Linked DNA regions of Homo sapiens: region 1 is linked to region 2. A link is an interaction called in ENCODE POLR2A ChIA-PET data of the cell type or tissue named here. Cell type or tissue: IMR-90. All regions are shown on one strand. Each heading gives the region's core, and the rest is flanking DNA. Links, peaks and the distances in the headings are about the cores only. Region 1 overlaps CFAP20DC-DT (CFAP20DC divergent transcript). Region 2 overlaps FHIT (fragile histidine triad diadenosine triphosphatase).

Region 1 (16,427 bases), core at 5,451-13,450, 85 kb before region 2:
CTGCTGCTTGCTTGGATCCTGGCCTTGGGGGCCTGCAGCTCCCCTTGCCTGTTACAGATGCTTTTTTATTTGCTCTGCCTGACACCAACAATTTGTAATTCTTGCACACAAACCCCCCACGGTAGGTCAGGGGGCTCCTCCAGCTGCAGTGCAATCACTGCCAGATCTGATCCTCACTCTCACCCAGAACACAGGCAACCTTGATCGACCCTGAACTTCAGAGCCATCAGCAAGGGGCTTCTTTTCCTTTCGGAAGCTATCTGTGGTTCCTAACAACAATGGGGAGAGCCAAGAATCCATGGAAATTTGAGAGAAAGAGAAAGAGTAAAAACAGCATGAGGCATGGAAAACTTTGATTCTGGCAGATCTAGGCTCCAATCCCAATTCTGCTACTTGCTAGAGGCACCGTGGGCAAGTCCACTTAACCTGCCTTAGCCTCGGGTCCTCAGTCCTAAAATGGGGATGATCATGATTCATAACATTGAAGGAAAGCTTAACTCATACAGCCCATAAAAAGCCTTTGGGGACAGAACCGGACATAGATAGACCACATGTTGACATCTGTTCCTTCCATTCACCCCTCACCACCAGTTTTTGATCACTGAGCACTTACTAGGCATTCTATAAATGTCTGAAGAATGAAAAAAATGATTTGCATGAATCAATGAATATGTAATTTAAGGTCACAGAAATGAGGCTAACTGTTGTAATGGATTTAGCACTGAACTAAAAGTTAGATGATCTGGTTTTGAATTCTGTTATTTAGCTGAAGGAACTGCAGAGGATGTTTAATTGTGAAAATATTTGCTTAGCTCTGTTTTGTCTTATTTTTTTCTCATGATGTTTTTCATTAGAGAAAAATATATATAACAAAATTTCCCATTTTAATTTTTTTTTTTTTTTGAGATGGAGTCTCGCTGTGTAGCCAGGCTGGAGTGCAGTGGCACAATCTCGGATCACTGCAGCCTCCACTTCCCAGGTTCAAACAATTCTCCTGCCTCAGCCTCCTGAGTACCTGGGGCTACAGGTGCATGCCACCATGCCCAGCTAATTTTTATATTTTCAGTAGAGACGGGGTTTCACTATATTGGCTAGGATGGTCTTGATCTCTTCACTTTGTGATCCACCCACCTCTGCCTCCCAAAATGCTGAGATTACAGGTGTGAGCCACCACACACAGCCCATTTTAATCATTTTTAAGCATACAATTCAGTGGTATTAGGTACATTCACAATGTTGTACTACCATCAGCACTTTCTATTTCCAAAACTTTCTCATCCACCCAAACAGAATCTCTGAATCCATTAAGCAATAACTCACCATTTCTTCCTCTCCGCTGTCCCTGATAACCTCTATTTTATTTTATGTCTCTATTAATTTACCATTCTAGATATTTCTTATAAATATCTAGGAGTCATCTAATATTTGTTCTTTTGTGTCTAGTGTATTTCACTTAGCATAATGTTTTCAAGGTTCATCCTTGTTTTAGCATGTTTCAAAACTTTGTTTCTTTTTACACCTGAATAATATTCCATCGTATAGACATGCCACATTTTGTTTATCCACTCATCTGTTGATGGACACTTGGGTTGTTTTCACCTTTTGGCAATTGTGTATAATGCTGCAATGCACATTGGCATACAAATATCTGAGTCCCTACTTTTAGTTATTTTGAATATATACCCAGTAATAAAATGTCTGTTTCATAATGTAATTCTTTGTTTAGCTTTTTGAAGAATCATCAAACTCTTTTCCACAGTGGCTGCACTATTTTACATTCCCACCAGTAATGTACAGTGGTTCCAATTTTTCCACATTCTAGTCAACATCTCTTAATTTTTTTTTAATTTTAGCCACCCCTAGTAGGTGTAAAGTGGTATCTCATTGGAGTTTTGATTTGCATTTCCCTAATGAGTAATAATGATGTTATACTATCTGGTGTGTTTATTGGCCATATGTCTGTGTTCTTTGAGGAAATACCTGTACAAGTCTTTTGCCCATTTTTTAGTTAGATTGTCTTCTTATTGTTGAGTTACAGGAGTTCTTTATCTATTCGGGATGTTAAACTCTTAAGCAGGCATTAGACATATGTTCTAATTTAGTTTCCAATTGCACATATTTTTTTCCATTCTATAGGTTGTCTTTTCACTTTATTTAGCTTTATTTTTAATTAAAAGTTACAAACATACATAGATAAGCATGACTTAAAGTTATGAATGTGATTCCTTAGTTCAAGTGCCAGAATCAGCTTTGTAACTATTTATCTGTACCCTCCAGTGTAATGTCTACCCCTTGGCATTAAAGGGCAGGAAACTTGTCAGCAAAAGAAGTGTGTGACTTGATAGAATCTTATTTCTGTACTCCACTAGCTTCCAGGGAGCAAGAGGTATTGCTCTTGCAAATATTTTGTTATACTAAGTATTAACCTAAACTGATTAGATCCAGCATTAAACTCACCACAGCGCCATGCAATGTCTTCCAAGGTCTGCCTTATTCCCTTGGTTCAGCAGTGGAAGGAGAGAGTAAAGCGACCCAATTACATAGATTTCTAACATGGCTGAAGACCAAATAACCAGACAGCAGGGAGGATATCCCGACCCCAAAATATGGCCTATATTTGGACAGAGCTTCATGTTTACTTGAATACACGCTTCAGAATCCCAAGGGAGCATCTCTTAAAATTTGTATAATCTCTGAGTTAACTATCAAGCAGGAATTCTCCCCTCCTCACTTTGATAAGAGGCAATGGGCTCAGCCCCCTCTGGGAAATTTTTAGGGAAGAATAGGGAGACTCAGAAGCCTAGAAGGGGGAGAAAAAGGACATTGGAACAGTTTTTTCCTTGCCAGTACCCCTCATCCCCACTCTTAACCCCTTTGTACCTAGAGAAGAAATGGTCAGAAATGGGAGGAAAAGAAAAACAAGGAATTTTTTAAAAGTCAACTTTATCCATTTTAAGATGATGTAGTCTTACCACCAAAGTAGAAAGCATCCGCACTTCTGAATATCATCAGATCAGCAGGCATGAGAAACAAAGCTGAGGCTTTGAGGTCCCCAGTGACAGCCCTGGCCAAAGGAAGGGGTGAGGGCCCCTGCTCTAACATGCAGCAGAGAAAAACACCATAACTCACCACGTTTTTAGCCCAGGCAGGGGCTTCGGGGTGCAAAGGAAAAGACAAACTCTTCTCACCAGGGAGCTTCATAGAAACAGGCCAAGGGCAGTTAGATGTTCCAAGGTCCAAAAGGCAAGTTCAAGAATGTTTCTGTTAAGTGCTGAAAAGGAGGCTCGGCCTAGCATGAGACTCTGGGCCAGCTGCTTTGAGGTGTCTATAGCTGGAGGAAGCTTCCTACCAGAAAAGGCCAGAGGCCACTTGCATAGAAAAATATTTATTTCTTATCTGCAGAAACAAAAGAAGAAATTTAAGCACCGGTCTGAGAGTCCAGCTGGTGGTCTACTGGTACCAAAAAAAAAAAAAAAAAAAAAAAAAAAGAAAGGAGAGAGATAGAAGAGGAAGGAGAATGAGTGAGATGGTGATGGAAGAGAGGCATTGGCTTCCAGCACTCTAGCCAATGGGATGCCAGTCTCTTTGCCAAAATGTGATGCCAGGGGCTGCCTACATGATAGGTTCTGAGTGCCAGATGACAGCAGAAGTAGCATGCTCTAATTTTTGTTTGTTTGTTTGTTTGTTACCCCTCTACCTTGCCAGATGCCCATGAAGGGAGCTCTCCCTTAGCCAATAAACAACCAAGACTAATAGAATATCTTTGGCAAAGGTGGTTGGCAGAAGTCACTGCCATCTCAAGCATCAGACTCTAAGCAGGGACCCAGTTTCCTTGTTATACAAGCAAAATGTTGGCAGGCCACATGGTGAAAAAAGACTTGGGAAAAACATATACTTCTTGAGGGAAAAAAAGTCCCTAGTTGAGCCATATTGTTTATGTTCGGAAGAATCTTTCTGTTTGAATTTGGTTTCCAATTGGAAAACATCCGAGATATTGATCTTTCTACCAGAAAAATAGGGATAATGAGAACTGCTCCATGCACACAAGTAACTTGCCAAGGACCAGGGAAAGACACAGTCACTCTGTTCATGTCTGATTGATCTTCCTCTGACATTGGCATCAGGGTCAGAGGGTGGGCAGAGTGTGTAAAGATGTCTGAAGTCATTTATTCTCCAGGCACTGTGTCAGCAGCAAGTCTTTCGTGTCTTTCGAGCCCTGATGAGGGCATGGCTCCCTTAGCCAAGTCAGTACATCCTCTTCCCAGTGAAGAGCAACACTTTCCTGTATGGCACCTAGAATTAGCCGTGAGGCAACATAGGACTGTGATTAGTGGTCCAGGCTCTGAAGACAAACTTCTGCGGTGTCTTGAGTTCCTTGTGTCTTGGCAGTGTAGCCTGGTTGTCAATAGTGGAGGCTCAGAGCTAGAGTATCTGGGTTTGAATCCTTCATTTACTGGCTGTGTGAGCATAGACAAAATTGAAATCCTCACTCTAGATGACATGTTTCTTCTCTGAAAGAAAAAAAAAAGCATAATAGTACCTGCCTTGAAGGGTAGTTGGAAGCCTCAGATGAGCTACTCCAGGGAAAGTGCTGGGACTGGCATTCTGGCTGCCCGTCTTCTTCCCAGCCTTGCCTTGCTGGGAGACTTGACCTGTCCCCCTGCACTCTGGCCACTCCTACTTTCCTTCAGATTTTGCAACAGGCTGGGATTTCTCCTGCTCAAGGACCTTTCCTGGGGCTGTTCCCTTCCCCAACCCTCAACTCCACCTTTGCCTTCAGCTCTTAGCTCCCCTGTCATCTGCAGGGAGGTTTTTCATGCCCCCTAAAACAGGACCAGGAATCCCCTAGTACCATGCATTTCCCTTTATGCCTTTTATTACCATCTTAATATTTTAATTTGTCGATGGGTTAGCACATACTAGATGTTAAAATGTAAACTCGCTTCATACCTTTATATCTTCAGCATTTAGTAAATTATACGTATTAGGGTTTTGTGGACTGAACAAACAAATGAATAACTAAATGGAGAAGTGCACCATGCCTTTGAGCTGACTGTCATTTCATGGGCCTTCTGCTTTCCTGCCTAAGAATGAGAATTATATCATCATAAACCTAAGCTTTAGCCTGCTCTGAATTTTTGCAAAGACAAGTGTTAATAATGATGTTGCTTTAGCATTAGGAACAAGGCACTATTAACAATCTGAGACACAGAGTATGCAGGTGTTTGTGAACCTGCAAGTAACAAAAGGTAGTCTAGGATTTGAAGAGGCAGTGGGGTGGAGTAACTAAGAATGTGGGCTCGTGAGTCAGACTGCCTGGGCTGGAATCAGTTCCAGCCTCACTAGCTGTGTGATCTTGGGTGAAATCTGTGCCTTGACTCTGTCTTTATTTATAAAACCCTTCATAGGGTTATTGTGAAGATAAAACAACATTATGTATACAAAATGCTTTGTGTATAGTAAGTCATCTCCTCCATAAGCACTAGTAATTACTTTTAAAATTCAGATATTATTTTTCAGACATTGTAACCAAATTCTTGGACATAGAGAAAAAATCTTGCTTTTCTGAATTCTAGTCTCCTTTAATATGTCAGGTTCCCAACTCTAAGTGGAAATGTAATCAACAGAGCCATTTAAATTTATATGTGCTCAAGATATCTTGACTGATGTTAATCCAAGCGTTTATGATCACTTAAGGTGTGTTTACATTAGCCACTAGAAAAAATGTAAAGTGCACACAGTACATTTGAAAAGGCAGGCCTTTTTTTTTTTTTTTTAACAGCCACGCAGCAGAGTATGCACATAAAAATTCACCAAGGTGCATGCATGCGGTGCCTCAAGTGCATTGTTGAAATGCATACGCATATTTTCATACAGTGCATTTCCCTCCGGGGGTTGCACAACCATGTCCATATAAATCATAATCTGCCTGGACATTTGGCTAAAGACTGAATGTTTCAAACTATAAAAAAGTATTGTTTTCTTTCTGCCAGTATCAACAGTTCTTCAGTCTATTATCAGCAAAATTATCCTCCATTGCCCCTTCACCACCGTCTCTGTTTTCTACAGGGAACATCCTCATTTACCCATTTTTCTAATGATCAGTATGCAGTCCAAAGAGCAGGCTCTTTGCCAGCCTCTGCCCTCCCAGGAACCCCGCCAGCACTGTGCTTGTTTGTAAGTGGAGACTGTAGGGTAGCTGGTGCTGTTCTTGCCGACTAATTGCACCCCAGAATCACCTGTGCCAAAAGAGTGCCTGGACGGCACCTGGGAAGACTAATGTTCATTAGAGTTGTGAACATTCCATATTGGCCTGCCATTGGTGGTGCATGATAAGCAAAGTTTTGGATTAATTGCTTCATATGCCACATTTATGTATGGATTTGATGCTGTGGCTTGGGAAGGCCCTTTGATGGAGAAATTACTCAGTGTTTGCAAATCATTTACTCAAAAAATATGTACCATGTGTCAACTATGTCCAGGGACTTTTCTAGGCTCTGATTATACAGTAATGACCAAGTCTGATTTCTGCTCTCAAGGTGCTTACACTCTGAAGGGGGCTGGGAATAATAAATAACTGAAATAAATAAGCCAACAGATAATTTCAAGTTGCATGCTAAGCATTCAAACAAACTGGACCATGCATGGAGAATGACTAAGGCTAGGAGTAACTACATTGGGTGATGAGCCCCATTTGGCAGGAAGAAGCCAGTAATAGAAGAATCTGGAGGAAGAGGGTTCCAAGCAGAAGAGCAAGTTCAAACGCCCTGAAGACAAAAGTCAACTTGGCCCTGTGAGAGAAACCAGGAAGCTACCATAGTGGCTAATGTGTGATGAGCAGGAGGGAGGTCGCTCTGGCTCAGATCATGCAGACCCTCACTGGCCTCATTCAAGACTGGCTTTGACCATAAGTGTAGAGGTCTGAGTCACCGGGTTTTGAAACTTTTAACAGACCACTCTGGCTGCTGTAGTATCCTGACAATGGAAACTCACACTTAGACCCATTTCTTCATCATGGATCCTCTTCTAAAAGAATGACATAAAAATGTGCTTCTTTTCCCCTTATTTTGGAGTACTTGGTGCCCTAATATTACTCAGTCACTATAAAGACCCTGTGCTTATGCTTTCAAAGCTGCTGGGCTTTCCTGGCTTGGCTTTAGAAATATATTTGACTTCCTTTATCATTTGAAAGGCCCCCTGAAGGTGGTAAGCCCTCTAATTCCAATGGGAATTTGAGGAGTTTTGAGCAAAGTATCAAGTATAGAAAACTGCTACAAGCAAAGAAAAGAAGATCTACCTAAAATAGATGGTGCCTGCAAAGTCATTTCTTAGCTAGTTCATCCTAGTGGTTCTTAGTAGAAAAGAATCAAACAATTATGGAATTGTAATAGGATGGACCCTGATTTTTCTCTTTGGGGCCTGGGGAGAATTGGCCAAGAAGATTAAGCTTCTAAAAACTTTTAAGAACAGTTTCTTATTAGTGTTTTCAGAGATGACCTCCAGACAATGGATTCAGATGTGTAGTCACCAGCAGGCTGTAAAAGTGACTACAGTTGCCGTGCCTGCCCACTCCACCACTGTGCCAGGCACTTAGCAGGTGCTCTATAAACATCAACAAAGACTGGATAAATTTCTACTGAACACCTACTACATTAAGCACTTTGACAGGAAATGGTGGCAAAGTCTTTTGCCTTTGAGTATTTGGGAAGGCAGAATACACCCAACTTCTGCTCAAGGGGTCAGCAGTCCCTGGGAAGTCAATAAAGAGTCTTAGAGAATATAGTTAAAGAAAATAGTAGGAGAGGAGTCCATAGTCAGAACCTAAGGCTAAAATTCAGGCTTATGGCCATGGAGAAATGTTGAGTGATCACAGGGTCTAGGGTGTAACTTCCCAGGAGGTGATAGAGAGCAAATAGAAGAGGGGCTTATTGGAGATGAGGATGTCAGAACCTGAGAGGCAGGGATGCAGATAGATTGCCACATAAAAAGCATTGTCTCGGTTGAAGAGGCAGTCCATGAGTCAGATGCCCACATCTCTGATGGATGGGAAGGAATGACCAGAAGACTAGTACATGGCAGTGACAAGGTCAGCATGGAGTGGGAGGGTGTCATGGTTCTGTGGCACAAGTCTAAAAAGATCACAGCTTTCTAAAGCTTCTTTTGGATTGATCTGTTTGCTAGTCTTTCCACTAGACTATAATCTCCTTGAGAGCAAGGACATTTGTCATACCCACTGTCATATCCTCCATGCCTGAAATGTGGTAGGCATTCAATACATATTGCTGTAATTTAAAAAGGACCCCTTTCTTGGTATTTGTGCATGGAATAACCCTTCTTCATGATTCACATCCTCTTGGTCAACCCTAGCAGTGATGTTTCCCCATTCCTGTGTTTTCTTGTGTGTGTTTATCCCTGTAAGTTCCACTTTCCTCAGCCTTTGCAATTGTTTATTTATTTATTTTTTATCTGGGCTCCAAAGCAGGGGCACCTGGGAGCAGGGATACTATCACAGTTGTCTCTGTAGTCCTTGTGCTGAGCCGACTTACAGGTATTATAGTAGACACCAAGTATCTTTGGTAAAACATAAAATGAAAGATTTATTTTAATGATATCCTGCATGGTTCTCATCTTCTGAATTTGAAAAAAAATAAACTGACTTAAGAGTTTTGCTCCAGGAGAAAGTATGGTGCACCCGTACTAGAAAAGTGCAATTAACATAATGGGTAAAAAGACATTTGATAAGTCACAACGCACTCTACAAGTGCACAACGTTCTGACTTATTGGTGTTGTCCTTATTTAGAGTGTGACCTGACCAAAGGGCATGCATTGCTTGGCTGTTAAGAGACAGGGATCGTGAGGCTGAAGCAGGAGAATGGCGTGAACCCGGGAGGCGGAGCTTGCAGTGAGCCGAGATTGCGCCACAGCACTCCAGCCTGGGCGACAGAGCGAGACTCCGTCTCAAAAAAAAAAAAAAAAAAAAAAAAAAGACAGGGAGATCTGAGGGAGCGTATAGGAGCAATAAATGCAACGAAAAGATGGTGGTGGTAGTCTTGAGCGGGCTTTGATGAGGACAAGTAGGGAAAGGGGGCAGGAATGTGAGTGAGGACTGAGCTATCCCCGCTGTTCATTGAGAGTGAATTGAAGGATGTCCTCCAATAGCAGTTGAAAGCCAGGGCTCATCTTGAGTAAATAAGGTTTTTCAAGGGGCTACCAAGAGGTGAAAGAGCCACTGAGATAAAATCTGACTGGTGTCAGTCTCAGTAAGTTCAACTGCTTGCCACAGAGAGGACATACTCATTCTTCCTCTGCTAGAGTAAACTCTGCTATGTAAACATCCAACTAAGTATATCAGGCAGCCAGAAGTAAGGCCAAGAAATTGTGAAATACCCAGGGTGGAAGGGCCTCTTCACCCTGGAAGCAGTGTGATTTCACACTAAAATGACTCCCACACAATTCCCATCCCCATTTTGGGACTGGCAGGTCCAGTTAAGACAGAGCCCAACTGGCTTTTACTGGCTACCTCCAAAATTGTGTACAAAAGCTCAGCAGAGATCATCACAAGCCCATTCTTACTCTTGAAAATATGCCACCTTCCTTCATTTAGTTAAAAAACATGCCCTAAACACCTGGTACTAACCAAACATTGGAACTATAGAGACACTTCCTTGCCCTCAAGGAGGAGATGGGGAGCTAGAGACACCAATAAATCTAACACAGTGTTATGGGGCAGCATCATGCTGTGATCACACCAAATGCTGCTAGTGGGTAAATAGTGTGGGGTATTAGAATGACCACTGCACTCTAGCCTGAGTGACAGGGTAAGACTTTGAAAAAAAAAAAGTTGCGAGTGATCATCCACACCAAATGCTGGTGGTTTTGCATTTTGACTCTGGACAGAGTTAGGCCTGGGTTTCACAGCTCACTTCCACACTTTAGCTGGATGATCTCAGGTAATTCAAACACCCGCTTAAAGCCTCAGGTGTGTCCTCTATAAAGTGATGCTAATAACTGCCCTTGTAAGGATTCGGTAAAATAATGAATATGAAAGAATTAGCCCAGTGTCTAGTAATAGTAAATGTTCACTAAATCTATCTGCTTCTCTTCCTCCCCATTTTATTACGCCTATTACTGTTCCCATCCCTCCTATAATCGCTTGGATCACTCCTGTTATCAGTGCTACTACATAGAGGCAGAAACCAAGTAGAGGAGAGAGATTGGAGGATAGGAAGAGAATTCCTAAAAGGCTTTGGGATGAGGAACTAGTAATTTCGGGTCTCAAAGCATGAATGGAGTTTCACTAGGAAGAAAGGAATGTGGAGATCACTCTGGGCAGAATAATCAGTAGAAGCAAAGGCACCACAGTTGGGAATGGCAAAGAATGTCTGGGGACAGTGAGGAGTCTAATGTGGCTGGAGTGAAAGCACATGCCTCTGTTGATGGGGGCTCCTGGAAGCAAACTTGCTCATGAAACCATGACAATTGAGACTTCTGGAAGCCAAGGGAGGACAATGTATCAAGAAGGTGCAGCCGGGCACGATGGCTCATGCCTATAATCCCAGCACTTTGGGAGGCTGGGGCAGGCAGATTGCTTAAACCCGGGAGTTAGAGACCAGCCTGGGCAACATGGCAAAGCCCATCTCTACAAAATATACAAAAATTAGCCTGGTGTAATGGCATGCACCTGTAGTCCCAGCTACTTGGGAGGCTGAAATGGGAGGATCACCAGAGCCCAGGAGGTCAAGGCTGCAGTGAGCTGTGATCATGCTACTGGACTTCAGCCTGAGTGATAGAGCAAGAGACCTCATCTCAAAAAAAAAAAAAATAAAAAAATAAGGTGCAAGTTGTCATCCACCCTAAATGCTGCTGCTGGGTAAATGGTGTGGGGTGTCAGAATGACCACAGAATTTAACAATGTGGGAAGGATCAACAATAACTTTGGCTTAGGTAATTTTGATGGATGTCACTTTTTAATTTAATATAGTCTGAAATAAATATGTAAATTTGTTACCTTGACAGTCATCGTCTCTTTTTCTTTTCACCCCAGGTACACTGACATTTGAAAAATATTTATTTGATTCCATATTCATGCTTGCATTTTGGAATGCCACAGACTGGGCAAGGGCGTGACTTAGGCATGAATGAACTGGTAGCTAGTAAACATCCCCTTTCCCTTCTGACAATTCAGAAAATCTTCCAAAACTCTAATTCATTTATTTCATTTGCTAACTCATTCATTGATTCATCTGTCTTCTCACCTACCCATCCAACCATCCACTTGTTTTTTCATTCATCCTATCATCCAAAATGTATTTATCAGATATCTTCCCTACACAATATAACCTCCTCAAACTCCTGCCCTGGCACACTCCACACAGGCAAACTTTATTTGAAAAAAATCAGGATCCCTAAGGTTTGATACTTTATAAAATAAATATATCCTCAAAAAGTAACCTGTGAATTGATTTTCCATAAATCGAATCACATTTCAAATGCTCCAGGAAAGCTCGCTACAGGAATCCTGTGACAGATCTTCTGACAAAGTAGAAAGTACTCACATAATGTAAAACATCATTAGTCTTAAATTTACTTATTGATAAATCTAAATATTGGGTCCTCTTCTCTCTGCTTACCCTAGGTATGCCAGATGGCTAGCTATGTTATTAAAATCACCTTAGGAAAAACAATTTCTACAAGAAAAACATCATTCAGATGGGGCTTTGACATTTATGTCATGCATTTTTGAATGGGCCGGCAACACTGGTGTTAGCTTCTTAGAGCAAGCCAATGAAGGAAACGAATATGGCTTTCATAGTTTTATAAACCTGGAAGCCAAAGGCCAAGAGATGCAATTTAGTTCCAGTGGTGCCACCGACAGCATGAATGGACTCTTAATCACAACCTCTGGGTCCTGGCAGCAGCCAGAACCATGGTGGATGCTGCTAGACTGAACATTTGGGTATATGAAACTTAACTCCCTCTGTTTGTAAGGACGGCAGTGTGTGCTGCTAATTGTAACTCAGGAGTTCAAAGTTTAATACTGAAGAAAGAGACTAGCCAAAAGAAGGATCAATTAAAGGATTTTTGAGAAATTAAAGAAATTTCTAAAATATTTATTCTGGGCTCAGATGTCAGACCATCACATAAATAAAATATTAATATAGTCTAAAGATAAATGTTGTATTTTGTGTATTTTAGACTTCTCATTGCTGATATGTAGTGGAATGTAATCAGAATTTCCATATGAGAATATTTAGAGGCAAAAACTCTTTGCTGTGCTTCCATGGATACCCACAGAAAAATCATGAGAAAGACAAAGTTACATCCCTAGGAGTCTTTGGAGAATTTATTGTTTGGTTAATAATCACAAAATGGTGTTATCACTTGGACAATAATAGCACATGGCTTATGTATTTTTAAATGTTAGGTATCAAAATATTATACTCCAGGTTTTCTGCCCATTAGGGATAGAAAGCAATCCAGCCTGGGGAAGGACTTGGCATCTTTAATAAATAATTAGGATGCTTCACAGTTAAGTGGCCCTTCATGGTTTATAAAGACTTAGAAGCATATTATTGTATTTAACCCTTATAGCAACCTGTGGTTGGTTAGTTATTACCATTGTCATTTCATAAATAAGTCTAAAGCACGTGGAACTAGATAATCCCCTCAAGGTCACAGAATAATAAGCAGAGAGCTGCCAGGTGAAATGTCCTCTTTCCCAGTATCTAAATGGAGCTAATTTCTGGGAGGCTGGGGAGGGGAGAATGTCACAATGCATTCTTCTTTCTTTCTTTCTTTCTTTTTTTTTTTTTTTTTGTAAGTTATTGAATCTTGTTTGGTCACCCAGGCTGGAGTGCCGTTGTGCAATCATAGCTTACTGCAGCTTTGAACTCCTAGGCTCAAGCAACCCTCCCACCTCAGCATCCAGAATAGCTGGGACTGCAGGGGCCTACCATCAAATCTAGTTAATTTTTAAATTTTTTGTAGAGATGGAGTCTCACTATGTTGCCCAGGCTGGTTCCGCACTCCTGGCCTCAAGCGATCCTCCCACCTCAGCCTCCCAAAGTGTCCGAATTACAGGCATGAGCCACCATGCCTGACTCATTCTGTCTTTTAAAGGCAGTCACATGGGCTGCAGTCCTGGAACTCCAGCCCAACCTGGAATAGCACTTCTTCTGGGAACTACTGAGATCTGTTTGTGTTTTAGAGGGTGAGCGCTACTTCATTTAGACACAGAACCTTTCCACCAAATTTAAAAGTCAATTGGAAAGAGCAAAACTACAGGACTGACAAATCTGGAAATCTGCTTTTGCTTCTCTGAGTATTGAACCTGGTGATTGAAGCCTTGTCTGCATCCTCTCTTGGCCATTACCTCAACTGTTAGTTGCTTTACTTCATTTGTGCTCATTTACTACTGAAGATTGGAGTGAGCAGTAGATGTGTTTTAAATGAGAATAGAGTGAGGCTGGGTTTTCATTTTTATTTGAAGTCCAAGCCAAGTTGAGAATAGTGAAATTACAATTGACACAGACCTCTTGCCAACTGAAGCAAGCACATTTTTCCCAAATGCAAAAAGGCACTAGCTATCTAGAAGGAGCAAGACAGTACTTCAACGGCAGGCTCACCATGATTAGCCACACTGGCCTCCTTCCTGTATCTTGAATGCACTAAGTTCTTTCCCACTCAGGGCCTTTGCTCTAGTTGTTCTATCTTTCTGGAGCGCTCCACCCCTGGAACTTAAACTGGCTCCTTGTCAGGCAAATCTGGACTGAAATGTCACTTTTTCTAAGAAAACTTCACTGTCCAAGTAATCGAAAGCAGCAGCCAGTCATATTTATAAGTCATATCATGCTTCTCTATGTTGTCTTCTCTTTACTCGGATCAGGTCTATAAAAGCAAAGACCTGGTCTGTCTTGTTCTTCACTGTATCCCCAGAACCTAGCTTAGTGCCTTCACATAGTGGGTACTTAATAAATATGTGTTGAATGAAGGGAGGACCTTGAAAGCTTGGGCCAAACCCATCCTTTTTGATTGTCTGATACATTAATGAGCTGTTATTATGTAACAAACTGCCCCAAAACTCAGTGGCTTGAAACAACAATCATTTCTCATTGTTCATGCAGTCTGCAGGTTGGCTGAAAGTTGACTCCTCTAGGTTGGGCTCAGCTGGGGTGGCTCTGCTAATCTTGGCTGGGCTAGCTCACACATCTGCAGGGCAGCTGGGGGTTGGCTGATTTAGCCTGGGCTCAGATGATATGGCTCCAGGTTCCCTTCATGAGTCTGTCATCTTCCTTGGACCAGAAGGGTACTCAGGGGCACGTTTTTCTCAAAGTGATGGTAGGGGCACAAGAGAACAAATAGACCATATGAGGACCCTCACGGCCTAAGCTTAGAACTGGCCCAATGGTACCTGTGCATGCATGCCGTTGGCTAAAGCAAGTCATATGGCCAATCCCAAGTCAAGGGACACGGAAGTAGACTCTGCCCATGATAAGGCTATGTGAAAGGTACAGCTGAAGAGAGAGTTGACGAATTAGGTCCAATATGGCAACCTGCCACACCTGAGGATACAAAACAGCACAAATGCATAATTCACAAAAGGCCCAGAAAGTGAGTGTTCTTGGTAGAAAAACCAGTCTCCTCATTTTCACTGAGATTTACTGGTGTCAAACTCATTGTATGACATCTTTCTATAGATCTCTTTCCTTTTTCTCTCTCCCTCTTTTACTATATATGCTTTTTCTTCTTTCTTAACATTTTGATATCTTCCCTTAAATGAGAGGGTTTTTTTATGTTTAATGATATTTATTATATAGTTTTAAATTCCTTATTACAAAATTTAACAGATGAGTGCAATAGTTACACTAAATTTAGCCTCTTTTTATTTAATGTAGCCTTGCAGGATTTTTCTACAGGTTATTTATGCTTTATATAAAACTATCTCTTCATCTGGCACAAATACATGTACCTTAAATAAAATCCCTTTCTTCTTCCATACATTGAGGAGAACACAAATTGTAAGCCCTCTCTTGCGGGCATTTTGGCAATATGTGGCAAAATTGAAAGCACATGCACCATTTAACTCAAGTACTCCTATTCCAGAAAGGTATCCAACATGCGTGTTCATGTGTTCAAAGGTGTTCATTGCAGCACTGTTTATATTGAAAAAAAACGTCTGTAAAGAGTTTAAATATCCTTTAATATGGTGCTGGTTAAATAAAGTATGGTACATATATGCAGTGAGAGATCATGTAGTTATTTAAAAGAATGAGACAGCTCTGCAGCTCAGATCAATCAGCTGGAGTCCAGGAGAGAGATCATGTAGCATAAGCTTAGCTTCCAGGGACCCAAGCCAGGGGTGGTATGTGTGTGTGTGTGTGTGTGTGTGTGTGTGTGTGTGTGTGTGTGTGTGTGTGTGTGTGTGTTTATAATTTTAGTCTACTTCATCCTTTAGCTAGATAGGAATAGAAATTGGGCAACTCACTTGTCAAAACTTGCCAATCTTTAGAAGGTCAGATTAATATCAATAGGCCTTCATGAATGCATGCTTGAATTCCATTTAATTACATACACTCTTTAGTATGGACTTGGTGAAGTAAGAGGTCATTGGAACAATCTATCCCTGCCTCTATCCAAGTCACATGACAATAAAAAAGAGTGACTTCTTCCTGTCTTTAAAAAAGTTATTCAAACACAATTTTAAAAGAATGTTTTGTGACTTTATTACTGTTTTTGATTTGGGAGACTATGCGTTACATGGCAATTCCTGAGTACCTTCTAGATATCACACAGACATCTGTGGTCTGAACTTGATGTTTTAGAATACTTTTACCTAGAATAGGTTTTTAGACATTTGAAGAGCTCTATTACTTTGCAGGTTTGGGGACAGTGGAGAAGACTGACATTTTTAATTCATTATATGCATGATGGCCTAATTCCTCTTCTTGATTGTGAACTCTTTGGGGTCAAGAGTCAATCCATCGAGTACTACATCCAGAATATATTAAACACTCAACTGATCAAATGTTAAATTAAGTGATCCCTTTAAAACTCCACCTTTTATCCACAGTTGCAAGTTATGGCTATGTTCTGAAAATAGATAGGTTTCCCCTTAAGAAAATTGGCTTGAGAAAAATCCAAGGTTATAAAACTAATTATTTTCAATGCTGTCCAAATATGTTGCAAACTACACATAAAATTTTAAATATTCTAGTAGCTACCTAAACAGGATAAAAAGAAACTGAAAATTAACTTTAGTAATATATTTTAATCTAGTTTATCCAAAATATCATTATTCAACGTGTAATCATCATAAAAAATATTAATGACATATTTTGAAAACTTTTTGGTGCATATTTTATTCTAAAACATCTCAGTTGGGATAAGCTGTACTCAAGCACTCTATGGGCACCTGTGGCTAGTGGGT
Region 2 (16,427 bases), core at 5,076-13,075:
TTTAATTAGAATCCAATTTTATTCATATTTTCTTTTTCACCTTGTGTCAGTTTGTGCTAGTTGTATTTTTGAGAAGCTTGTCTATTTAATTCAAATTTTCAAATGTATTGCTCTAACATTCCTTTTTAATGACTATAGTATCTATACAGAAGTTTGCCTTTTTCTTTTTAACATGGGTTTTTGTTTCTTCACTCTTTTCAAAGACCCTACATTTGGCTTCATTGATCCTTTCAATTGCATTTGTGTTTTCTATTTTATTACATTATGATTTATTGTTATTTCCTCCCTCTTAATTTTGTGGTTCTCTTTTTAACTTCTCCAGAAAGATGTTTAGCACATTAACTTACTTTTTTTATTTTTTTAATTTTAATTCTTAATTTTTGTGGGTTCATAGTAGGTGAATATATTTATGGGATGCATGAGATGTTTTGATGCAGGCACGCAATGTGAAATAAGCACATCATAGAGAATGGGGTAGCACAGTAACTGTTGACTTTTCTTGAATAAGGGCATTCAAGTCATAATTAAAACTAAATTACCCTCTAAACACACCTTTAGTTGCATCCCCAAGTATGAGTTTTCTTCAGTCAGTTCAAAATAGTTTCCAACTTCCACTTGATTTCTTCTTTAGTGCAGTGGTACAATCTTGGCTCACTGTAGCCTCGACCTCCCAGGCTCAAGCCATCCTCCCGCTTCAGCCCCACAAGTCGCTGGGACTACAGGTGCATACCACCATGGCTGGATAATTTTTGTATTTTTAATAGAGACAGGATTTTGCCATGTTGCCCAGGCTGGTCTTGAACTCCTGAGCTCAGGCAATCCACCTGCCTCAGCCTCCCAAAGTGCTGGGATTACAGGTGTCAGCCATCACACCTGGCCCTTAGAATTCTTTTAGTGTAAGTCTATTGGTGACAGATTCTCAGCTTTCATCAGAAAATGCATGTATCTTACCTTCATTCATGAAGTCATTCATTCATTCATATTAACTGGGTATGGAAATCTAACTCAGTAGTTCTTTTGGCTCTCAGACATATCCTGTGGTCTTCTGATTTTCATTTTTTTGTAGTTGTTGTTTTTGGTCTAATTATGACTTCTTTGAAAAGCCAGTGATTTTTTTCCTTCTTAAGTCTGAGTTTCTCTTTGTTTTTGCTTTTCTGCAATTTTATTGTAATGTGTCTAAGCATGGAATCTTCACTGATGCTTTGATTTTGCTGTGTTTCGGATTTTTGGATTGGTAGCTTTTCCTGGTTCTGAAAAATTGTCAGCCATCGTCTCTTTAAATCTAGATTCCACTGAAACTCTGTTTTCTCTCCCCATGGAAATATGAATAAATATCTTTCAACTTTCTCCCTGTATTTTGTCTTCTGTCCTCTTTTCTACTTTTTCCTCTACTCTACCTCTTCATGTTTCAGTCTGGTATTTTCATATGGCTCATCTTTGAATTCACTAATTCTCTTTCTGGCTGTGAATAATGTGTTGCTAAATTCATTCGAGTTCTAGAATTTTTATTTGGTTATTTTTCTCATGATCTGTGTCTTTTCTTTGTAATAAATTCTAGCTCTCTGCTAAACTTAAAAAACAATCTTGTCTTTTCTCTCCATAAATAAACATAGTTAATTTAACATCTATGTCTGATAATTCCAATTTCCAGGTAACCTGTGGTTCTGATCTTGTTTGTATCAATTTCCGTCTTAAGCAGCTTGAGCTGCTATGACAAAATATCATAGACTGGGTAGCTTAAACAATAGAAACTTATTTCTCATAGTCCTGGAAGCTGGGAACTCCAACATCAAGGTGCCAGCAAGGTCGGTTCATTCTGAGGCCTCTCCTCTTGGCTTGTGGATGGGCCACCATCTTGCTGTGTGCTCACGTGACCCCTTCTTTGAATATGCATAAAGATAGAAATCTGATGTCTTTTCTTATCATTGCACCTACTCCACCCTGAGGGCCCCACCCTTGCGACCTTATCTAAATCTACTTACCTCCTGAAAGCCTACCTCCTAATACCATCACATGGGGGTTAGGGCTTAAATGAATTGTGGAAGGACACAACATTCAGTCCACAACAACTTGTCTCATCACAGGCCTTCTGTGTTTGTGTGTGTGGGGAGGGCACTGTGGCATTGGGGGGGACAAACATTCACACATATACTGAGCATTCTGTTTGGAAACAAATGTGAGAAATAATTTCAGGTCTTGGTTGGTATTACTTTCTTCCAGAGAGGATTTTCTGGCTTCTGCCAGGAGTTTAATGGACTAGCAATTTGAGATCACCTTAATTCAATTTCCAGTCATGAGTTTCTCACCTGCCCAGATGATTTGAAGTTGGGCTGTAGTTGGTGTAAGGGCTCACTCTTATTCCAAGGGTATAACTCTCCCAGATCTTTGAATTCCCACCCAGAGGTGGAGGTTTAGCAAGGAATCTACCATTGGAAAACTGACTATTGCTTTATCTCCACTTGCCTCTCTGAGGCTCACAAATGCCCTTAATGGAAAAGCAACCTCAAACATGGGGCTCACTTCTATGGATTTCTGTCTTCCTTGGCTCTTGGTCCTATAATCTTTTGCTACCTTCCTACTTCTAACAGATTTTTAGAAAGTTCTGTGTAGTCTTTCTAGTTGAACACAGTGGGAGGATTGAGTCAAATTATTTGGCCTTTAGTAACAAAAGCAGAAGACACACTTTTTTTTTTTTTTTTTTTTTTTTTTTTTAGTGGTCTGAAAACCTCCTGCCCTACAGATTTAATTCTTTAGTTACTGCTTGAACTAATTTCTCATTACCTGAATATCCCTATAATTTATCATCTTCAAAATATACTAGAAATCAGAAAAAAATAATGTATTTATACTATTGACATACTGGTTTCCCATTCCATTATTTTGTGTTTTCCTTATAATAACCCTGGGATATAAGTAAAATGCTTTCTCTATCATTATAATTCAGAGATTAGGAAATTGAGCACAAAAGAGCGACACGTCCAGGTTCAGAGAGTAAGTGTAGTGGCAAACGTTGGTGGGGTTCCACTTTAAATTATTTAAAGATATTTGCACTGAGAGTAGAAACCAAACTGACAAGACAATTCAGATGCCATTCTTAGGAGACTGCAGAGTGTCTTTTTATACTTTCAGTCGGTGGTGTATATGCCTGGTGCTTAGGACAGGGGATTGGAAAACAGGTTTCTTGTTGGGAGAGAGAGAGGCGCTGGGACATAATTTTCACCAAACTGTAATGTTCATTTTATCAGTCTTTTGTTTTTAAAGCACATTTTAAAAAGTTCTGTGTAAAACACAAGACAAACATTTGCTCTGGAGGACACATTACCTGCCACTTGACTTTTTCTTTTGATTCGGTATCATTTACATGAAGCTCTAGTACAGGGGGTAACCCCATGATAGGGTTGTAAAATCCAGTGCAGTGAGGGCTGGGGAGATAAAAGAGGAGGTGGCAGACATTCGTCCCCTGAAGGAGTTGGGTATAAGACAGGAAAAGTTTATTCCCAGGATGGCTTCCTTAGCACTCTCTTCCCCTGTCTTTGTATGGTTCCTGACCTCTCCAAAAATCATGTTCTGCCTCAATTATCTGTGTAGGCGAAAAGAAGGAAAAACAGGTTTCTGGAGGAAGAAGAAGTGGCACACACATACATTTAGTCTGGGGTGTAATTTTACCCCACTTACACCACTGGGACAAGTGGTGACATTTTAATTAACAAGATGTTCCCTACTTAGCTCTATCCTCTCTTTTCCTCATTGTTGGGAGGACTTTAGTTTAATACATAAGACACTCACAGTCTCAATTGCCCACCACTCATGATGAATTTGAGGTGGTAGAGTACACTGAACTGCTTCTTAGATAATCAGAGAAGTATTAAAGCCAGAAGGAGCACAATCTAGAGCTGACTTTGCTAGTGTACCCTGTATTGATGATCCCGGTTAAGTATGTACATAATACTTGATTGATGCCCCAGCGTGTCAAAATAATGGAGCATTTATTATGTAAGAAGTGGCTGAGGGACATTTTAGGCACAGGACCAAATGAATTGCATAAATATTAGCTATTATGAAGCAGTGGGGTCAAAGGTTATAAATGTGAATTTTCATAGCCTTTCTTCATATTAACCTTCCACACTGTCTAGAAGAGTCTTCATTCTCACCCTCCTTTCAGGCAGAGACAGACAAAAAGGCAACACTGAAAGGAGCACACTATGGAGAGTGGAGAGAAGCAAGTACAAAAAGAAAAGAAATGTCTTAGGAGAAGAAAGATTTAGAAAGTTTTTGCTATATAAGAGTATGCAGATTAATATGCAGTTATCCATTGCTGGAGATGAGGATAAAAATGATGAGGGTGACAATGACAAGCTTTATTTTATTGTATTACAATTTGATGGTATTACCATTTTGCAAGATGTAAGTAAGTAAAGCCTGAAACTCTTAAAAAATTATCTTTGGCTATTTAGATTATACTTTTCTGAAAAGGACTCTGTGGTAATGAATCATGTGGTTTCAAGATTCACATGCGTTAAAATTACTTCAGGACACTAGTCATTTTTCAATTACCAGTAGAAGTAAATCTCAAAGGAAGAGTTCTGCAGATTCTTGAGCCATCAATGGCCTGTAGGAAATCTTTTGAACAACTGGGTACATGTTGGAGAAAGTAGGGTCTTGTTAAAACATTTTAAAAATAACTAAACTAAGCCAAAAATCCATTTTGGATCCATGGGGTAGACTGTCTCATAGAATGTTTCTAAAAGGAGGTTTTTAAAGTGTTGTTGGATGGTCCCTCTTTTGAGTTGCTGGAACATAAATCATTTGAGACATTTGATTTGATGGTTTATAAAGTTTCCATGACTCTGTGGTTTATTATTCCCAATTTAGGCACAGGGAGTTGGTTTATATTTATCTAATCCAGGTAATAGAGTATTTAATTTCCTGTCACTAAAACCAGATTCTAGAAATGTAATCATCTAAATAGAATGAGAGGAGAGGCAGCCAGATCCAACAGAAATTGGACTGGAGAAGAAGGGGAAAAAAAAACAACTGAAATCTCCCTTCTGGCTTCTTTTAAAACAATGGGTCCTTTGTCAGGCAAAGAGCTTTTTGAACACACTAAGATATCTTTAGCCTTAAAAGAAGTATCTTCTCTTGTACCTGTAGCCTAAAGAAAATCTATTTTCATAACAATCTGGGAACGGCTGAAAGAGTTTCATAATTGTTCTGAAACTTGGGGATGGCTGAAACATTTACATTGGTACTGAGCTCCTCACATGGGGTTTATCTAGTGGGTTTAAGATTAAATTGGTGATGAAGCTGAATTTAAAATCCACCTTTCCCCCAAGAAAATATGAGAGTACTATGATCAGCTTCCTGGGCCTTTCTCATTAGAGGCTTCTGTGCTGACAGTGGAACATCTCTGAGGTGGTTGAGATTTGGGGTAGATTTCAAAAGGTACAATTTACAGACCAGAACATGTGCTAAATAGGCAAACCTGTCCTTTCTCAATCACCTTGACTATCCACAATTATGATATAAGGGTGATCCAGTGGCAGAAATTATGGTGATTTTTCAAAAACGCCAGTGTTGAAATTTTGCCTTGACAGTACATCTATAACTACTAATAATGCTGTATTGGGCTGACTCAGTTGCTTTGAAATTGCATGGTCCCATTATGAGTAAATGAGAGGCAACCAATTATCTATAAAATAACGACGTGCACAGAGAAGAGCTTGATGAATTACAAGTGAGCTCTGCTGACACAACAGGGTGTGGAAACCTGCCCTGCTCTGACTTTCCATCAGAATTAGGGGTGATGCTTGCATATTTTAACAACATATCCCCCTCAATTCTAATGTGGAATGGGAGAGGGGAGGATGGGGAGATGGCAAAATCTTCCCCCCTAGTCACTAGGACACATGCCATTGCTTTAAAATTAAGTAGAAAAACTGCTTGGGTGTATAGTGGCAGCAAATCCAAGTATCAATACCTGCATAAAGAATTACCATCCTCCAGGAAGAAGGCAACATTAGATAAGAAATGCAGGTCTCCTGTCATCTAATGTGATTTAGAACATAGACTAAAAGAGCCATTGCAAATCCCTTGTCCCGGAACTCAGTCCAGTGTGTAGGGAGCAAATGCATAAATTCACCTATGCAGAGAGCAGACGCTGAATTCCTGGAACGAAAGGATTGCCAGCCTCATCAAGGATCTGTCACATGGTGAGTGAGACAACTGCAGCTTCATTCAGCAACCCTTGGGCTGTTGAGCTCCTTGTGCATGGTGAAGGCAATAACCCTTTCTCACTACTGCTCAAGAAACTGCAATTCAAAGTCATTTTCTGGTAGGCAAAGGATACAGAGAGAAGCTAAAACACCAAAATGCAGGTGCATATAACCCTGGAGGGTTATATGGGAAGATAAAGAGAGTTCTTTTACACAATTAATCTGATGTTGGTGTCTTGATGGCTTCAAGAGGCTGAGGAGTCAGTACATAGTTTCAGAATGTTTACCTTTGTTGTCCTAATGGTACTCTTGCTATGCTGAGGATTAATTCTTTATATGTAAGGAAGATATAGAAATAATACTTACCAAGGAGTTGCTAGGTGTATTAGTTTGTTCTCATGCTGCTAATAACCACACACTCAAGACTGGGTAATTTATAAAGGAATGAGGTTTAATGGACTCGCAATCATGGAGGAAGGCAAAAGAGGAGCAAAGCCACATCTTACATGGCAGCAGGCAAGACAGCGTATTCAGGGGAAATGTCCTTTATAAAACCATCACTATCAATCATGAGAACAGCATGGGAAAGACCCTCCCCCTTGATTCAGTTACCTCCCACTGGGTCCCTCCCATGACATGTGGGGATTATGGGAGCTACAATTCAAGATGAGATGTGGGTGGGGAAACAGCCAAATCGTATAACTAGGTATGTCCACCCCAAACATTAAGTCAAGAACATCTTTTTGGTCTTATAGTCTTTATTCTTATATAGGGCATCTCTGGATATAGGTGTTCACATTCTTCTTTGCAACCTGTTGGTTTTCAAGACAGACTGTCGGCAAGCAAAATGTCAGAGGCAAGCACTGAGATTTGACCCATCAGCCCTAGGGAAGCTGACTCTTTGGTTTTCCCCCATGCACCTTGTCTTCTTGATATGCCTGCAGGGGTTGGGGGGAGGTGGGTGGGTGGAAAGGAGTACTGGTTTAGGGTTGAAGCAAGTCTAAAGCCAGCTTGCTCTGGGTTTAAGATCTGGCCTCCACTGCTGTTTCTCCAAAGTTGGGAGTCAGTCATATTCCTGTTTAAGATAATCTTAAGTGATCTACATTGAATCTCTCAGTAGGTTATTCTCTTTAATCCTTCTGAATATGCCAAATGGAGAGTTTCGGTTTGGTGCTAGAATTAAATGCCCCTCTAATGGTGGCTAGCCTCACTTTTTAACACAGAGACTGAATCTCACTCCTAGTTGCTAAGGCAAGCAACTATGCAGAGCTGGAAATCATCAGCATTGTTTTTCTCTTATGTTTATTTTTATGCTTAACTTCTAATTACAGGTAGTACTTGTTTTTCTTTGAGGCTGAAATATAAAGTTTAAGATATATATACTAAAATTCAAAAAGTGAATCAAGTAAATAATGCTCTAGGTGGTCCACAAAGATAAGAAAAATCATGACAAAATGGGAATGAATGCAATTTGGGGAACACTGTATTCGCCCAAGTGATGTTTATTTAGGCATGTGGTCAGATGGTAAAGAAAAGAAAGTGGGAGGGTAGCCTAGGCAGGATTCAGCATGATCTGAGAATCTTGCAAGTAGAACCAAGTTGGTTGGGGAAATCCAGGCCCATTTTGGTTTCTGCTACCTGGCTGTAGTGTGACCAGGGAGGCAGGTGCTGGGCAGGGTTGTATTAACAAGGCAGGTAAGGAAGAAGTCCAGCAGGCGAGGAGGTGGGAGGTCCTCAAGGCAGAAATAGGCCAGTAGATAAGGTGAAGAGGCTAAGAAGACTATTTGGAGGGTACAAGGGGAGATGGGACAGGGAGAAGGAAGTGGCTAGAGAGGTGAGCTCTTTTAGCAAGGAGGGCAGTACACAGACTAAGAGAATGGCCTTTAGGGTGGGACTGCCTGGATTCAAATCTGAGCTTTGCCACTTACCGTTGGCCTTGAACTAATAATACTTAACATCCTTAAGCCTTAGTTTTCTCATCACTTGCAAGACAGGATAATAACAGGGTCTACATCTTATAAATTCTTAGCAAGTGTGTTGGCTAGTGTTATCAATTCCAGGGCTGAGCCCTATCATGTCTGCCTCTGTGCATGTTGAGAATTGTGCAGTTTTGCAGAGTGAGCACCATGAATGTCTTTAAACTTGCTCTGCCTAAGACTAGCTTGCTGCTGAGGGAATAATCACGAAAGCTGGAGAAGGCCAAGTCTATCTGACCTTCAGATTAACAATTTTTAAAGTCTAGCTATGTCCAAATATTTCATAATTGCCCTATTTACTAACACATTTCAGGGGTTTCATGAACCACTTAATGTATAAAAATTCAATATGTAGACATTTTTTTTGAAAAGGGAAGAAATAAGCAGGTGGACCAATCCAACGATTGAATTTCCTTTAAAAAAGTAACTGTAACTGTAATAGGTTTGTTGCCTAATTCATGGCAAGTCAATACACCGAGACACAGGGTTGCAGCAGAGAAGGAAGTTTAATCATAAGGCTGCCGAATAAGGAGACAGGGGGAAACCTCAAATCTGCCTGTCTGAGCCGTTTAGGTCTAGGTATTTTAAGGGAGTTGGAGTGACCGAGGTGGGGGATCACTGGTTGAAGAATACAGGATGGTGAGATGAAGAAACTGCATTTTCATGCTGATTCAGTTCCTCTTGGGGAGAGGCGGGGGGCGGTCTTCAAACTGGTTGGCAATAGCTCTTTTGCTGGAATTCAGGATCTGAAAAACATCTTAAGCCATTTTTAAACAAACAAAGGCCTTATGATTCTAACATCAGAAATCTTCTCTGTAGGAACAATGAGGAGGCAAATGGTTAGCATCTGGTGCTCTGGGACTTTTGGTTACGAAGAAGTGGGCCAAAGTGCAGCCTGATTAATGCTTAATTACAACTATATTTCTGTCCAGAACCCAGCATCTAATTCTTGTTAACCCTGTGAGGATGGTTTCAATAGAATGTTTCCATTGTCCTTAAAGGGAGGTATAGTTAGTCCCATTATACTCCAGGTAATGATGACAGTCTTGGCAAAATCTTAGGACCCTAAGTTGTTTGCCACCTCACAACCTATATTATCCGTCCTAGTCTTAGTTACCACATCTGACTGCTGGGAAGACTGAGGGTGATTTGTTTGGTCTGTGCACAAAACCTTTAAAGAGAAATACACATGTTAGTTAACTTAAAAATCCACAGGTACTGTGGCAATAGTTTGTGTAACAAGTTAGGGTAAATATCTTTCTGGTAAGATGTACAAGGGAAGTCAATTTACCTGGAAGACAGGAGGTGTCAGGCCTCCAGGCAAGACAGAAGCAAAAACTGACAAAACAAAGCCTACAGGAAATTTGGGTAATAAGTTTGAATCTTCTTAAAGTTCTTAAAGTGTCTAGAAAAAGCATTCTAAGACAAAACTCCTACAATTCAGCAAGCCTTGGGAAAAAGGCTAAAGCTTTCTAGCCTCTACCTGAAAATACCCACTGCATAGAAAACCCAGGAGAAAAAATTCAACCTAGGCAGTCAAGTCTGAGGTATTGTCACCCCATTTAAATTTGAACAGGGCACTCTAAAATGACATACTGGCCTTCATAAGAGGAACAGAAAGAGGTTTGTAGTCATGCCCATAGGCCTATGTTCTTAGGTAAACTAAACTAGCTTGATCCTTAAAAAACGAGAGAGAGATGGTGAACAGTGGAAAAGGTTCAAAATAAAATATGAAAGACAGCCTCTGTTATAGCACTTGCCATATCCCCCCAGGCAACTGAGTGCAGAGCTGACAAACTTATGACATGGGAGAATGAAATAAGCTTTCTAGAATGCAAGGATCTGAGTACAACACCATATTTGAACAACAATAGGGGGCAAGGTAGTCTGGGTCTTTAACTATTTAGAATACTCTAAAAAGAGGGCTGGGGAGAGAAAGGCCAAGTGCACATATATTTAAAGCTATCCAGTAAAGACTTACTTACATTTCAAGGTGAAATCAGAATACAATGAATGTGTTTTCTAGCTAAAAATCATGATCACTAAGTGGTTGATACAATTTTTTCCAATCAATTGCTAACAGCATTTATTCACTAATTTTGTTTTTTATTTGTGTCTGATCTACTTCTGCAACTTATAACATGAACATATTTATTCACAGGTCAGATGAAGAATTGCCTAATTTTAATTTGGAATTATCTAATTCTAAAAACAAAAAAGAAACTATTTATAGGAGAGGATCTGTAACTGGGGTCCATGGGAGTTTATTAACAGGTTTGCCAGAAAAAAATACAAGATACCAGTTAAATTTGAATTTCAGATAAACAAGTAATTTTTTTAGTCTAGATATATGCCAGTATTGCATGGTAACCCTATATTTATAAACAAATTTCAGAGAGATAGATACATTTCTCTCTCTCTCTCTCCTGTTTTTTTGAAACTGAGTCTTGCTCTGTCACCCAGGCTGGAATGCAGTGGCATGATCTCAGCTCACTGCAACCTCTGCCTCCCAGGTTCAAGCAGTTCTCCTGCCTCAGCTTCCCAAGTAGTTGGGATTATAGGCATGAGCCACTGTACCTGGCCTTCTTTAACACTTTTTGTTTACAGGCCAAACATCACCCTCAGTCATTCCAGCAGTCTACTATGTGAACTGAGACTAGGAGGGATAATATAGATTGCCAGATAGATCTAGGCATGAGCTCGTTAGACACTGCATAAAAATTTGGAGTAGAAGCATTTTGACAAGGAAATTGGCTATAGCTATCTTTCTACCAGAGTCTTAAACCTATGATCTCTCAACAGTTAGTCATCATTAAGACAAAGATTAATTCTATCAAGCCTTGACTTTTCCCTGTGGCCTGAGCTTCCTAGGAGCCGAACATAAAGGGAAACATGAAGGGCAATTTACCAAATAGCAACTGAAGAGAAGAGTCCACTCAGTGAAAGCAGAGGAGTTTGCCCGGGGGCGTGTTAGGGAGGCAGAGAAAGCTGGTTTACAGGGCTTTGCAGACAGACTTGAGCCTAAGGGCCATGTCACACCTTTAAGTTAAGTTGGGGTTGACCTTTTAAACAAGAAGTTGTGCATGACAGAAGGTCTGCTTTGTGAACATTGGATTCTGGAGGAGCACCACCGCAGGAAAGACTGGAGAAAGGTGGTGGTGGGCTGGGGGCACTGGCTTGGAAGAAGAGAGTGAAGAGGCAGGAGAGTTGGAAGAGACTGGGAGGCTGGGAATACAGTACTCAAGGGCCAGGGTTTTCTCCCCTCCAGCTCTTTGTCCTTTGCAGCCACCACCCAAGGATGCTGGTGAAGGTGTTTTTGTGCATCCCCATTCTGAGAGTGCAGCCTCTTTCCTGAGGCCCACGGGAGGGTCTGGGTAATGACGAAATGCAGTCTTTACCTGTGTCACTGAAAGTAGACCCGCAGAGCTGCGGCTTCTGCTGCCATTTCCTCCTCTGATCTCCAAGAGGCAGGAAAGTCCTCCTTGTCATGTTTCTGGAGCTTTGGAGAAAAAAAAAGGAAGAGGCTCTTTCATGGGCCCTTGGGATCTCCTTGAACAAATTTCGGGGGGCTGGGGGAGACTGAACAAAATTTGCAAATTAGAGGCCAGTAGGTGTATCTTTTAATTGTTTCAGTTGCTACAACTTGCAAATAGGCTTTATACAAGAATCCACATTTAAAATAATCAGATCATTTGCCATCTTGTAATCATCTACTGAGGCTGAGGGGGGTGATGATATGATATAGGTCTGTGTCCTTGCCCATATCTCATGTCAAATTAGAATCCCCAGTGTCAGAGGTGGGGCCTGGTGGCAAGTGACTGGACCATCAAGGCAGAATTCCCCATTGGTGCTGTTCTCATGATAGTGAGTTATTGGGGGACCTTATTGTTTAAAAGTGTGTAGCACCTCCCTCCACTCTCTCTTCCTCCTGCTCCAGCCACAGAAGACGTGCCTGCTTTCCCTTCCGCCATGATTGAAAGGTTCCTGAGGCCTCCCCAACCATGCTTTCTGTACAGCCTGAGAAACCAGGAGCCAATTAAACTGCTGTTCCTTATAAATTACCCAGCCCCGGGTAGTTCCTTATAGCACTGTAAGAATGGACTAATACAGGTGATCACAGATTGGGATGAAGTGGGGGAATGGGGAGCATTTGCCATTCCCAGAATCTCCCCCACACTCTTCTAATTTTCTTATGTTTAACAGGCATCATTCATTTATTTTACTTCCTGGATTTTGAAGGCATTGAGTTTGCCACCAACCCATAATCCCCTCCTTCAAGGTGGCCTGTGGTTTACCTCCTACTCTCTTTGGTTTAGACTCTCTTGCATGAGCTCTGAGCAGTTTTGTTCAGTGAACCAAATTTATGATAATGACACAAGGGCCATGAGAACTGAGTAAGTAATAAGTATTTCCATTAAAAGAGGGTTCAAGCAGGGAAACAGTAAAAAAGAGATTAAATGAGAAAACAACTTACAAAAAATTAACAATTTGTCTCAAAATTAACACTTGAATCATTTAAATTCCTCCTCAGATTACAGGCATATTTAAAAAATTGTGTGTATGTCTCAGATTTACATATAGAGTGAATACAATTTCAATTCTATCAGAGAGGATGTTCTCAGAACTCTCTTCCTTAGAAATGCTCAATTTTCTCCCTTAACCTCCTATTATGATTCAATTTCATTAACTAAATTTATTGTTCCTGTGTGTGGCTCTATACATTGTAAAATGCCGCAGGTTATCCGTTCATTCTTCATGGGAATGCACAGTGTAGTATTTTGTGTTATGTGTTAAAAGTCATTTGGGATTGAGACAATTTAATAGCACCAATGATAGCTAGCATTTATGATGTGAAAGGCGCACATTATTTCTTTGATATACATTATTTCGTTTAATCCTTACAATAACTCATAAAACTGACGCTACTTAACCCCATGTTACTGTGGAGGAAACTGAGTTCTGAGGAAGTTCATACCCCGGTCCAAAGATCACCCAGCTAGGTAGTGGGGTAGGTGCCAGTATTATCCCCAACAACTTTTGCCTTTTTATTCATCCTGAGGGATCTACAGTGTCCCTAAAGAGCATCCCACAGATACTGTTCCACTCCATTTTGAAAAAGGTCAACTTAACGATTAAAATATCGACTTTTTAAAAGTTGATCCTTTAAAAATAATTTTGCCAACTCAGCAAAAAGTCTATCAACTAATAAATGACTTTTGCTATCTCAGGCCCCAAACTCTAAATCTAACCTAGAGGCCTCTACCCTGGCAGCTTGCAGCAGATGGAGAAATTTCCCCATTTATTGCAGCTCAACATTGATACAGAAGGCAAAACAGTGAGGGAACCATAGCCTCGCACTCCCGCTGAGCTGTATTTCCACTCCTGGTAAGTAAGTTTGAGCCTAAATGAGGCTCATTAGCATATAACCGGGCCACAGATACATTTATGAGGGTCATGGATCTTCCCTTCAGAATTTGGCTGCCAGCACGCTGATTTTACATTTTGCCATGTAGATTTAATTCTCCTTAGTGAAAGAAAACCACATTAAGAAGTCATTTCCTTTCTTGCAGAGGCAAACATGCTGCAGTTGCTACAGGCAAGGCAAACGGGATTGCTATTCTTCTACTCAAGAACTAATTTTCATTTTGATACTACCTTGACGTCTGTTATAAATCCATCTTATCTTATAACAATTCAATAGGATGACAAAGAGATATGCAAAGCCCAGGAAATATGGCCTTCCCACTTCTGCTACTGCCATTGGAAGACACAGAAATAAAGCATTAAGTGGCCTCAACAACACAGATCATACCAGAGGAATCCAAATAATTTAGAGCCTGTGAATGTTAATGCCTTCCTGGTTATTAGGCAACCGTCTGTTATTGTCATATGCCTTACAGATGGCAACATTGTGCCAATCCTTAGAAGAAGTTTTTGGGAAATAATAGGAAATAAATAAAACAAAAACTAATCATCTTTGCAAAAACTCTGTTGTACCTAGCTTTTAAAAGTTATGAGATTTCCCTCCTAAAAGCCCCAGATGGAAGCATGTGGTTCTGTTTAGAACAGCGGCACTCAACCCTGGTTGGTTGCCCACTGTAATCATCTAGGAAGCTTTAAAAAATAAAACCCACCCCAGGGATTCTGATTTAATTGGTCTGGGGCAGCCTGGGTTTGGGGATTTAAAACAAAACTTCTCAGCCAATTCTAAGGTGCACTTACTGTTGAGAATCACTGCTTTTTGGGAGAAGTGTGTAGATAGAGCCCACACACATATAGAAAGAATCCGCTTGCCTTTAAGCACATTGCTTGTGATCCTATCAACAGTACTACTGCTGTCCTTTGCAAACCTTGCCCTAGAACTGCTTTTCTTCTGTTTATGCTCTGTCCATGGGATGTCTGGCCTACAAGGCTTGTCTTAGCAACACTAACATGCGGATGCAGTTCAGCAGCCTTTGAATGTTTTTAATCTCTGCAGAAATAGGGAGCCTGGGAAAGGCCCTGGTGGGCAAGACTTGTGTCCTAGAAGATCCATCCAGGTGACTTGAAGACTAAAAATGCTACAGTTTGGAGTAAAGTTCCATTTCCCTAAAGCAACCCAAGAACCTGGTGGCTGCAACTTCTTGCCTGGCTAACGGAGAGAAAGCCCTAATGATCTTAAATAGTAGTTTATCCAAAAGGCAGTATTTGCCGTGGGTGAACTTTAATGGAGGAGTTTCACTTCTGATAAGCCTTCTAGATTACTTTGGCTGCCCACAGGGGAGGGCGGTGACTACTTGTTAACACACAAGACAGTTGCTCTGTCTCTGTAATGCCAGGGGCCAGACCTAGCACTGGAACACTGAACCAGACAGACTCCTTTATTGTTCTCCTGGGGCACCCAGGTAGGGAGGTTACACACCAAACGGCTGATTCTTAGTGAGATGGGATTACAAAATGGGAAGGCTGCTGGATAGAGCTAGCCTCATTGCAAAGGCTTTTGAGTATCACCTTGGTTTCACAAAGAAACGTTATGAAAAACAGTGATGGAGGGAAAGAGGTTATCTACGGATCATCCAAAAATGGCTCTCCAAGAAGGCGAGAGTTAGTTAGGTCTGAGCTTGAACAATGAGAAGAACAAAAGTTCCTTTAATCTCTTTGTGTCTCAGTTTTCCCCTTTGTAAAATGGGAGTAGGAAAAAGAGTGGTGAGCAGTGCCGTGCCTGACACATAGTTAAGTGGTATTTAATATTCCCTGCTGCTGCTACTACTGTCAGTCATTAGCATTATTTTTAGGCTAAATAACACTGACCTAATGACAGCGAGCACTAAAAATTCCACAGAGGTTGTTTCTAGGAGTAAAAGTATTTTTCATCTCCATGGTTCCCCAGTGATCTGTATCTTTTGGACCTAACTAACTACTTTGTAGAAGGATTAAAAGTTATGATCAGAATTCAGATCCAAAACAACTTATTATAATGAGACACTCAAATCTGGGGAGGAAATGTACCTCCTTCAGCTCTAAAGTGACCCTCACTAATCCCTAATCCTCAGAGCTGTCCTAAGGAGTGAGTAAGGTATTAATCGAGGCTTCTCATGGTAAAAGCTAAGGTCCTATGGTAAAAGAATGTGGTGGAGGTCAAAGGTAGTCAATACCCCAGGAGTATGGTTGCCAGATTTAGCAAACAAAAATACAAGACACTCAGTGACTTGTTTTAGGATAAGGATGTCTCATACAGTATTGAGACGACATCCTGATATGAAACAATGATTTGTTGTTTACCTGAAATACAAAGTTAACTGGGATTCTTGTATTTTATTTGACAACTCAACATAGCAGACCCCTTAAAAAGGTGTCACAGGAAGAACTTGGCTTGCATTTGGTAACTAGGTTGTTCCCAAAGTTGCCTGGCTGTGAATCCTGGAAAAAACAGAGGGGATCATGTGCAGGAAGATAAAATTCAAGGCCATCATTTTGTGCACTCCAGGGCTTATTATTATTGCATGGTCTTATTGCACGGAATGCAGTGTAAATCAACCTGCACTATTTTAATTCCTTAGTTCACCAGTTCTAAGGTGCACATTTTTTCATATTTTAACATCTTTGAAATCAAAACATGTCCTATAACCAAAAGTGTGTCATAGTTTAATTGGCAGTGTTTTTCTTTCTTAGTAGTACATAAAATAACAGCACTTCCAACTGACTGTGTCTGGGATTCAGTGCACTATATTTCTCCATCTCTCCTTTCTGCAGGTAAGTC

What was found. Peaks named below come from ENCODE experiments on the same cell type or tissue, not always from the same donor. Only the 100,000 strongest peaks of a DNase experiment are listed, where the experiment ranks them.
Region 1: POLR2A ChIA-PET joins it to region 2 with 13 read pairs; 3 of 35 experiments call an interaction of 5 or more read pairs at or near these places.

What each region holds. Positions count from the first base shown.
Region 1 is chr3:59,655,274-59,671,700 of GRCh38, forward strand. All of the region lies in intron 6 of CFAP20DC-DT (CFAP20DC divergent transcript), which reads left to right. It overlaps LOC339902 (hCG1813818), which reads right to left and starts at 3,224. Exons shown (of 4, transcript NR_149028.1): 1 at 3,130-3,224. In IMR-90, for the core only: no CTCF peak of the experiment used is centred there; a DNase peak (open chromatin) is centred at 9,338; H3K27ac peaks cover 2,624 bases.
Region 2 is chr3:59,740,635-59,757,061 of GRCh38, forward strand. FHIT (fragile histidine triad diadenosine triphosphatase) reads right to left here. Exons shown (of 10, transcript NM_002012.4): 9 at 11,587-11,687; 10 at 6,643-8,945. The coding sequence ends at 11,592. All of the region lies in intron 6 of CFAP20DC-DT (CFAP20DC divergent transcript), which reads left to right. Among named protein-coding and RNA genes, the nearest start is that of CFAP20DC-DT, 660 kb to the left of the region's middle. In IMR-90, for the core only: no CTCF peak of the experiment used is centred there; a DNase peak (open chromatin) is centred at 8,937; H3K27ac peaks cover 1,795 bases.